Linked DNA regions of Homo sapiens: region 1 is linked to region 2. The links are chromatin contacts, found by POLR2A ChIA-PET in ENCODE. All regions are on one chromosome and are shown on one strand. The core of a region is the stretch at or near the end of the contact, and the rest is flanking DNA. Distances in the headings are between cores, read along the strand shown. Region 1 has its middle 110 kb from the start of SEC11C. Region 2 has its middle 20 kb from the start of LINC01926.

What was found. ChIA-PET counts read pairs that join two places held with the same protein, here RNA polymerase II (POLR2A).
Region 1: POLR2A ChIA-PET joins it to region 2 with 15 read pairs in activated CD8-positive, alpha-beta memory T cell. The contact joins two enhancer-like sites. POLR2A ChIA-PET finds 5 or more read pairs at or near these places in 3 of 52 experiments (activated B cell, activated CD8-positive, alpha-beta memory T cell and activated T-cell).

The regions. Positions count from the first base shown.
Region 1 is chr18:59,030,067-59,034,251 of GRCh38, reverse strand. It overlaps the pseudogene OACYLP. Among named protein-coding and RNA genes, the nearest start is that of SEC11C, 110 kb to the left of the region's middle. Within about 2 kb of position 2,736, at least 3 of the 41 ENCODE cell types and tissues checked have a DNase peak (open chromatin) inside an H3K27ac peak, as active enhancers do.
Region 2 is chr18:58,791,822-58,796,160 of GRCh38, reverse strand. No RefSeq gene overlaps it. Among named protein-coding and RNA genes, the nearest start is that of LINC01926, 20 kb to the left of the region's middle. Within about 2 kb of position 2,565, at least 5 of the 41 ENCODE cell types and tissues checked have a DNase peak (open chromatin) inside an H3K27ac peak, as active enhancers do.

The DNA of each region.
Region 1 (4,185 bases), core at 1,487-3,986, 240 kb before region 2:
ATTGCGTCTCTGTCTGAAGTCACCACACCCACCCTTTTCATTCACAGGGGTTTTCACTCAGGAATTGGCCACAACTACAGCACAACCAGCAGCCTCCTAGAGCTGATTCACCTGCTCCTCCTCAGTTTCCCGAGCAGTGGAGAGATACAGGACCCGGGCTCTGCCAGGTTTGGCCAACTTCTTTAGCCTCCCTGAGCCTCAGTTTCCTCGCTTTTAGAATGGGTATAATTTTTGGTAGGGTTGTAATGGGGATTCTAGAACATCAAATATCTGGTTTGATGCCTCATGTGGCAAGCTAGTGCTCAATATGTTTTGTTACTATGTTTTTTCCATCTAAATTCTGCTAGTGAATGAACTTACCCATCAGTGGTTTATAAAGGTTTCTGAAAATAACTGGTCTAGAGGGAGGACAACCTCCCTGAGGCTCATTTAGCTCATTTGTAAATGGAAAGTGTTATAAACAATAAGAACGTGGGGAGGATTGGCTGAAATGATGCATGCAATCACCGGTTCTCAAAGCAGAGGTCTCTGAGCCAGCAGCTTCAACATCACCTGGGAACTTATTAGAAATGCAGATTCCCAGGCCCCACCACAGACTTACCAGGTCAGAGTCTTTGGGTCAGGGCCCAGGAATCTGTGCTGTAATAGTCTTCCAGGTGACTCTGATGCACTCCAAAGTTGAAGACCCATTGGTTGTGACAATGCTCTAAAAAACTTTGCAGCCACTTCCGGTTTGCTCAATCACAGTGAGCCCACTTTAAGCAACAGGCCGTTAAGTAAGAGCCCTGTTGCCCAGGGGCTGAATCCATAGCTATGTATGTATGTCATGAAAACTTCCTTATACATTCACTCATATTGTTCTCATCTAAAGAGCAAAGGACAGGCTCATGTGACGGGAAAGCATTCTAAGCAAATGCAATGGTTATTTGGAGGATAAAGAGTCAGGAATCCAAATACCCAATTTAGCTCTAAACTTCTAGAAGACACGGTGGTCTTATGTTGATTTGACTCACTGATTAACGTAAAAGTGGAGAGAGAAAAAAATGCTGAATCTCTGGGTCTCTCCGAATTGATTTTTATTTTCAAACATTCAGAGATGTGATATTTTACCTTTGATGGGTTTTTGTTTGTTTTTTCTTTTTGAGACAGGGTCTGGCTCTATCCCCCAGGCTGGAGTGCAGTGATATGAACTCAGTTCACTGCAACCTCCATCTCCAGGCTCATGCAATCCTCCTGGCTCAGCCTCCTGGGTAGCTGGGACTACAGGCACACACCGCCATGCCCGGCTAATTTTTGTATTTTTTGTAGAGACGAGGTTTTGCCACATTGCCCATGCTGGTCTTGAACTCCTGGGTGCAAGCAATCTTCCTGCCTCAGCCTCCCAAAATGTGGGGATTATGGGCGTGAGCCACCACGCCCAGCATCCTTTAATGGTATTAAGTACAAAAATTAAAAACTTGTTATGGCAACAGAACATGGAAAACCCCTATTTTGAGACCACATTTCAATGTGCCTGCTAAAAGAAAGCTAACATAACGTTAATGTCCTGATCATAGGGTGCCTCATTTTGGGTGAGGAACCTAAAGTTTCAGTCCCTAACACCATACCAGGTGTGTCTGGCCTAAATCCTGTGATCCAGCCTTAAAAGGTCGGGCTCTGAGGGCCAGCCTAGCAGAGATGAGCACAATGGTGAATTCTAATGACTGTGGGCTCCACTCCCATCAGAGAGTTGGAAGCACGTGGCATGTCCCTGCAACCCAGCTCTGTGGACGTGGCATGTCCCTGCAACCCAGCTCTGTGGACGTGGTATGTCCCTGCGATCCAGCTGACCCTGCTGCTCACTGAGCGAGGTCAGAGCAGCCCAAGCATGTAGCCTTGGCAGATTTAAGCCCCTACCCTTTCTTTCCTCTCGTGGCTTAACCGAAGAGAATGAGGAAACAAGGAATGAATTTAGGAGGAGGTGGTAAGTGCTCATGATCTCATTTAATTCCTTCCACAGATCCCATTCTATGCCCCTGTTTTACACATGTGGAAACTGAGGTTCATAGAGGTCACACAATCTGACCAAGGTGAGAGTTAGCAATCAAAGCATGTTTGACTGGGTCACAGGATCCCTGAGCATGTGCTCTTTCTGCCACTCCGACTGTGGAACTGTCTACAGGCTGCCGGTGTGGGAGTGCGGGGTTGGGGGCGGGGAGTGGCACAGAGACAGAGGTCTAGAACCACATCGTGTGAAGTAATTGAGGGGTTCTGAGACTTGGACAGGGCCGTCATAACTGCCCTCAACATCTGATGGGGCTGCAATAGAAACAAGAGAGCATGATTATTTTCTGGGCCCTAGAAGGCAAAACCAGGGCCCCTGGTGGGAATTACAGGACAGCAGGGATTGCCTCTCATTCAGAAGCCTGACAGCCAGCACTTCCCATCACAGATGGGTCCACAGGAAGCCACCCGGCTGCTAGAGCTGCTTCCAGCTTTGGGAAAGAGGTTGTGCCAGGGACCTCTAGGCCTTCTTGGCTCCTTCTTATATCATATCTCTGCTTACACATACATGTGTTTTGTTTTTCTTATTGTTGAGCTTTTTGTTGGTGTTGCTACTGTTTTTCTTTTGGCCTTAAGACCCGAATAGGGCTGGGCGCAGTGGCCCACGCCTAGAATCCCAGCACTTTGGAAGGTTGAGGCGAGTGGATCATTTGAGCCCGGGAGCTTGAGACCAGCCTGGGCAGCACATGGCAAAACCCCATCTCTACTAAAAATACAAAGATCATTTGAGCCAGGAGGCGGAGATGGCAGTGAGCTGAGATCATGCCACTGCACTCCAGCCTGGGTGACAGAGGGAGACCCTGTCCCAAAAAAAAAAAAAAAAAAAAAATCTGAATAGGATTTGAGAAAATAATTTCTATGCCTTCCACAGTAGGCATATTCCCTGAAGCTACTTATCATTTATTCATATCCATTCATATCCTTCTAGTTCATTCACTGAAATTTCTTTTCTTTTCTTTTCTTTTCTTTTTTTGAGACAGTCTTGCTCTTGTCACCCAGGCTGGAGTGCAGTGGCACGATCTCAGCTCATTGCAACCTTTGCCTCCTGGGTTCAAGCAATTCTCCTGCCTCAGCCTCCCGAATAGCCAGGATTACAGGCACCCACCACCATGCCTGGCTAATTTTTGTATTTTTAGAAGAGACGAGGTTTCACCATGTTGGCCAGGTTAGTCTCGAACTCTTGACCTCAGGTGATCCACCCGCCTCGGCCTCCCAAAGTGCTGGGATTAGAGGGGTGAGCCACCGAGCCCAGCCATTTCATTTTTATTTTTATCCCCCTAGTTGCAGTAAGAAAGGATAATTGTGTGGACCTAAAAGAAATCTGTCAAATATTATTCCATGCTCTGTTCTTTTTTTTTTTTGATTCAGGGTCTTACTCTGTTGCCTGGCTAATTTTTAATTTTTTTTTTTTTTTGTAGAGATGGGGGTCTTGCTGCATTACACAGGCTGGCCTCAAACTCCCGAGCTCAATCAGTCCTCCCACCTTGACATCCCAAAAGTGCTAGGATTACGGGCATAAGCCACTGAGCCCGACCCTCTTATTCCACATGTTCTGAAGGTACTTGAGTGACCAGGCTTTTTTGTGTGAGAGAGAGACACATTCTGTTTGCCTTGGTGTATAGGTAGGCAGGTAGAAATGAAGGCAATGCTCCTGATTTTTCACTAAAACCCAATGCAGTCTATCTCATCAAAATCCGGCCTCTCACTACCTATGCTGGGTTAATCTGTTTCTGGCTCACACATAGCATGCTGTGTGAATTAGCTTGTGTTGCACACTCAACACCCTCCCTTCAGTTTCTATGTAAATCACTCCCCTTCCTGGTGATGTCAGGAAGCTTCTACGGGTCATGTGTGTAAGTGTGACACTGAAAGCAGACACTGTGGCCATGGAATTGTTCCTTAGAGAATTGCTGCAGTGAAACCCCAAGCCCTGTTCTAGTCTTTGATCAGCACAAAAACACACTGGATAATTGTACCCACAAAATAAAGCAGCATTTTTAGCGACCTTGCCTGACCTTAGCATGCTGCTGGTAAACAAAGATGGGACTGTCAAGAGCGGAGATCCAACCTCCACACTGACATTTGGAAGCTGCCGGGCGTTTGCTAGAAGCCAGCACTGTAGGCATTCGTTTCCAACTGCAC
Region 2 (4,339 bases), core at 1,316-3,815:
TGCCTCCTGGGTTCAAGCAACTCTCCTGCCTCAGCCTCCCAAGTAGCTGGGACTACAGTCATATGCCACTATGCCCAGCTAATTTTTTTTTTTTTTTTTGAGATGGAGTTTCGCTTTTGTTGCCCAGGCTGGAGTGCAATGGCACGATCTCGGCTCACTGCAACCTCTGCCTCCCAGGTTCAAGTGATTCTTCTGCCTCAGCCTCCCGAGCAGCTAGGATTACAGGCACTCGCCACCACGCCCGGCTAATGTTTTATATTTTTAGTAGAGTTGGGGGTTTCACGATGTTGGGCAGGCTGGTCTAATTTTGTATTTTTAATAGAGATGGGGTTTCACCATGTTGTCCAGGCTGGTCTCAAACTCCTGACCTCAGGTGATCTGCCCGCCTTGGCCTCCCTAACTGCTGGGATTACAGGCGTGAGCCACCACGCCCAGCCTTCCTTTTCTTCTTGACAGGCCCATCGCACCTTTATCCCACTCCTCCCATCCCAGCGTCTTCTCCATTGGACGAGATCCTAAGCCATTTCCACCAGCCTTAGAGAAAGAGGTGACCCTTTGTTGGGATTCAGGACATTCTACCCTCAAATATTTTAAGCTGAAATAATGTGTGGGCCGGTTGCGGTGGTGTGTGCCTGTAATCCCTGTGCTTTGGGAGGCTAAGGTGGGAGAATTGCTTGAGGCCAGGAGTTTAAGACTAGCCTGGGCAACATAGTGAGATGCCCATCTTTACAAAAAATTTAAAAATTAGCTGGGCACAGTGGTGCATCTGTAGCTCCAGCTGCCCGGGAAGCTGCAGTGGGAGGATGGGTTGAGCCCAGGAGCTTGGGACAGCAGAGAGCCATGATGGTGCCACTGCACTCCAGCCTGGGCAACAGAGTAAGACCTTATCTCTAAAAAAAATAAGTTAATTTTAAAAAAAGAGTTTGTGCAGGAAGATCTGACTTTCTCTGCTTTTTCCCTGAAGCAGGTTATAACACTTAGGAAGGATTTTCTAACCTTTCCCTGAAGCAGGTCATGAAATCCTCATGTAACAGATACCCTCCTTCTACCCAGAGAACAAGAGCGTCTTCATCTCTGAAGACCCAGGGAGGCAGAGAATCTGAACAAGCTTGCCAAGCCTCCCCCAGTTTATTGCCATTAGATCACAGTTTTTTGCTACCTCATATTTCTCCACTAGTATACCCTTCATCAAATCTAGCATTAAAATACTCAGGTTTAACTGTTTCGTTGGGTTTTCATTTTCTTTTTTTTGAGACGGAGTCTCGCTGTTGCCAGGCTGGAGTGCAGTGGCACGATCTCGACTCACTGCAACCTCTGCCTCTCGGGTTCAAGCGATTCTCCTGCCTCAGCCTCCCGAGTAGCTGGGACTACAGGCGCGTGCCACCACACCCGGCTACTTTTTGTATTTTTAGTAGAGATGGGGTTTCACCATGTTGGCCAGGCTGGTCTCGAACTCCTGACCTCATGATCCCCCCACCTTGGCCACCCAAAGTGTTGGGATTACAGGCGTGAGCCACTGCGCCTGGCCTGGATTTTTGTTTTCTTTTGAAGGCTTCATGCCATGGTAAAGTTACATTAAATACATTTGTATGCTTTTCTCTTTTGTTATAGGGGCTGCTGCCATGAATGTAAGATGGTAGAGGAAAATACATTTTTCCTCCCCTCCACTTGCTTCTTCAAACCATTCTTTTCAAGACCATGCTCCTTTAATTAACATCCCTCTCTTCTGTTTTTCCAACTGCTCCCGTCCTTTATCGCCACTGGCTTCTGTTCCATGCTTAGAAACATCTTTAAATCCCCTTTAACTTAAAAACAAACAAAAATATGAAACCACCCACCTCTATTTGTGCAGGAAGGCAAAGGACAGAAAAAACCCTTGACTTTTTGATGGCAAATAGCAGAGATAAACAAACTTTTTCCTTAAAGTGCCAGGTAATAAATCTTTTAGGCTTTGTGGGCCACATATGGTCTCTGTTGCATTTTCATTTTTTCTTTACAAGCTGTAAAAAATGGAAAAGCCATTCCTAACTTGTGGATAGTACAAAAACAGGCTGCAGGCCAGATTTGCCTGCAGGCTATAGCGTGCTGATTCCTCGTTTGCAGAAGCAAGCATTTATTTATTTGAGGCAGAGTCTCACTCTGTCGCCCAGGCTGGAGTGCAGTGCAGTGATCCCGGCTCACTGCAATCTCCGCCTCCGGGTTCAAGCAATTCTTCTGCCTCAGCCTCCCGAGTAGCTAGGACTACAGGCACACACCACCATGCCTGGCTAATTTTTGTATTTTTAGTAGAGGCGGGGTTTTACCATGTTGGCCAGGCTGGTCTCGAACTCCTGGCCTCAAGTGATTCGTCCACCTCGGCCTTCCAAAGTGTTGGGATTAGTCATGAGCCACCATTCCTGGCCAATTTTTCTTTATGCTTCTGAGGTATGTTACAGTAGTCATTCCTTGGATGTTGGACATGGCTTGTACTTGCTTGGCTGGTGGAATGTTAGCAATGGTGACATGAGAGGAACGTGCTTTGGGGACTTGCCAGTCCAGGAAGGATGAGGGACATATGAAACACACCTGGATGCAAACTCCAGCTTGGAACCAAGCCTGGCTGGGCCCAGCTTAGATCCACCAAACCTTAGCCAACTGTGATGTTGTGCAATACAAATGGCTGACTGCTTAGTAATAAACTAAGCAGGAGAACTCAGTAACTGCAGTTATTTCTGTCTTGCTCATCAAAGCCTTAGACTAGAGTTTCTCAAAGTGTGATCAGTTATCTCAAGTGGCTGCCAAATGTCACTTTCCTGGGCCTTAACCTGAGAGGGACTAACTTGGAAAATCTGGGGAGAAGACTTAATAAAGTTTATTATTACTAATGGGGGAGTTTGAGAATGTGCCTCAGATCTTTTTTTCTAAGAGTTATTTGATTCAGGTTGGTAATAGCTACTTTAGCAACCATGTGATCCATGGTGCCTACCATGCAGGCACCAGGTGCTTTGCATAGATATGGATTTTATTTTTATTTTTAATTTTATTTATTTTTTGAGATTGAGTCTCGTTCTTTTGCCCAGGCTGGAGGGCAGTGGCACAATCTCGGCTCACTGCAACCTCCGCCTGCCAGGTTCAAGCGATTCTCATGCCTCAGCCTCCCGAGTGCTGGGATTACAGGCGTGCACCACCACGCCCAGCTAATTTTTTTGTACTTTTAGTAGAGACGGGGTTTCACCATGTTGGCCAGGCTGGTCTTGAACTCCTGGTCAAGTGATTCACCTGCTTTGGCCTCCCAAAGTGCTGGGATTACAGGCATGAGCCACCATGCCTAGCCTGATTTTATTTTATTTATTTATTTTTGAGATGGAGTCTCGCTCTGTTGCCCAGGCTGGAGGGCAGCGGCACGATCTCGGCTCACTGCAACCTCCGCCTCCCGGGTTCAAGCAATTCTCCTGGCTCAGCCTCCCGAGTAGCTGGGATTACAGGTGCCTGCCACCACGTCCAGCTAATTTTTGTATTTTTAGTAGAGATGGGATTTCACCATGTTGGCCAGGCTGGTCTTGAACCCCTGACCTCGTGATCTGCCTGCCTCGGCCTCCCAAAGCTGATTTTATTTTTAAACTTCTTAACAACAACTCCATGAACAGGTGTGACTATCCCCATTTCACAGCTGAGTACACAGAGGCTTAGAGAGGTTAAATAACTTACCTAGGATCACGAGAAGCAAGGACGAGGGTCAGATGTACCCCGTGATTCTTCTTCTATACCTGCTACCTGCTGGCATACCTAATTTGGTTTACAGCTTTCGTTCTTACCAGGGTTAAATAATTATGCAAATCAACTTCTGCAGCCAGTCCTAGCCAAAGAGCCTAGGAAAGTGAAAGAGAAAACCGAACAAGGGGAAGGGAGAGGACAATGATTCCGGGAAGCTCTGCTGGGGACTGGTGGTAAGTGGCAAGGCCTGTTAGACTCCTTCAGGGTTGATAGGCTATTTCTGGTTCCTGGGCACATATAAGAAGGAGGGAGGGGGGAAGGACCAGCAGGGACAGCAAGGCCGGGACAGAGGGGTTGAGTGGTCACATTTTTTTTTTGAGATGGAGTTTTGCTCTGTCACCCAGGCTGGAGAGTGGCAGCACAATCTTGGTTCACTGCAACCTGTCTCCTGGGTTCAAGTGATTCTCCTGCCTCAGCCTCCCGAGTAGCTGGGATTACAGGTGTGCACCACCACGCCCGCCTAATTTTTGTATTTTTAGTAGAGACAGGGTTTCACCATTTTGCCCAGGCTGGTCTTGAACTCCTGACCTCAAGTGATCCACCACCACCCTTGGCCTCCCAGAGTGCTGAGATTACAGGCGTGAGC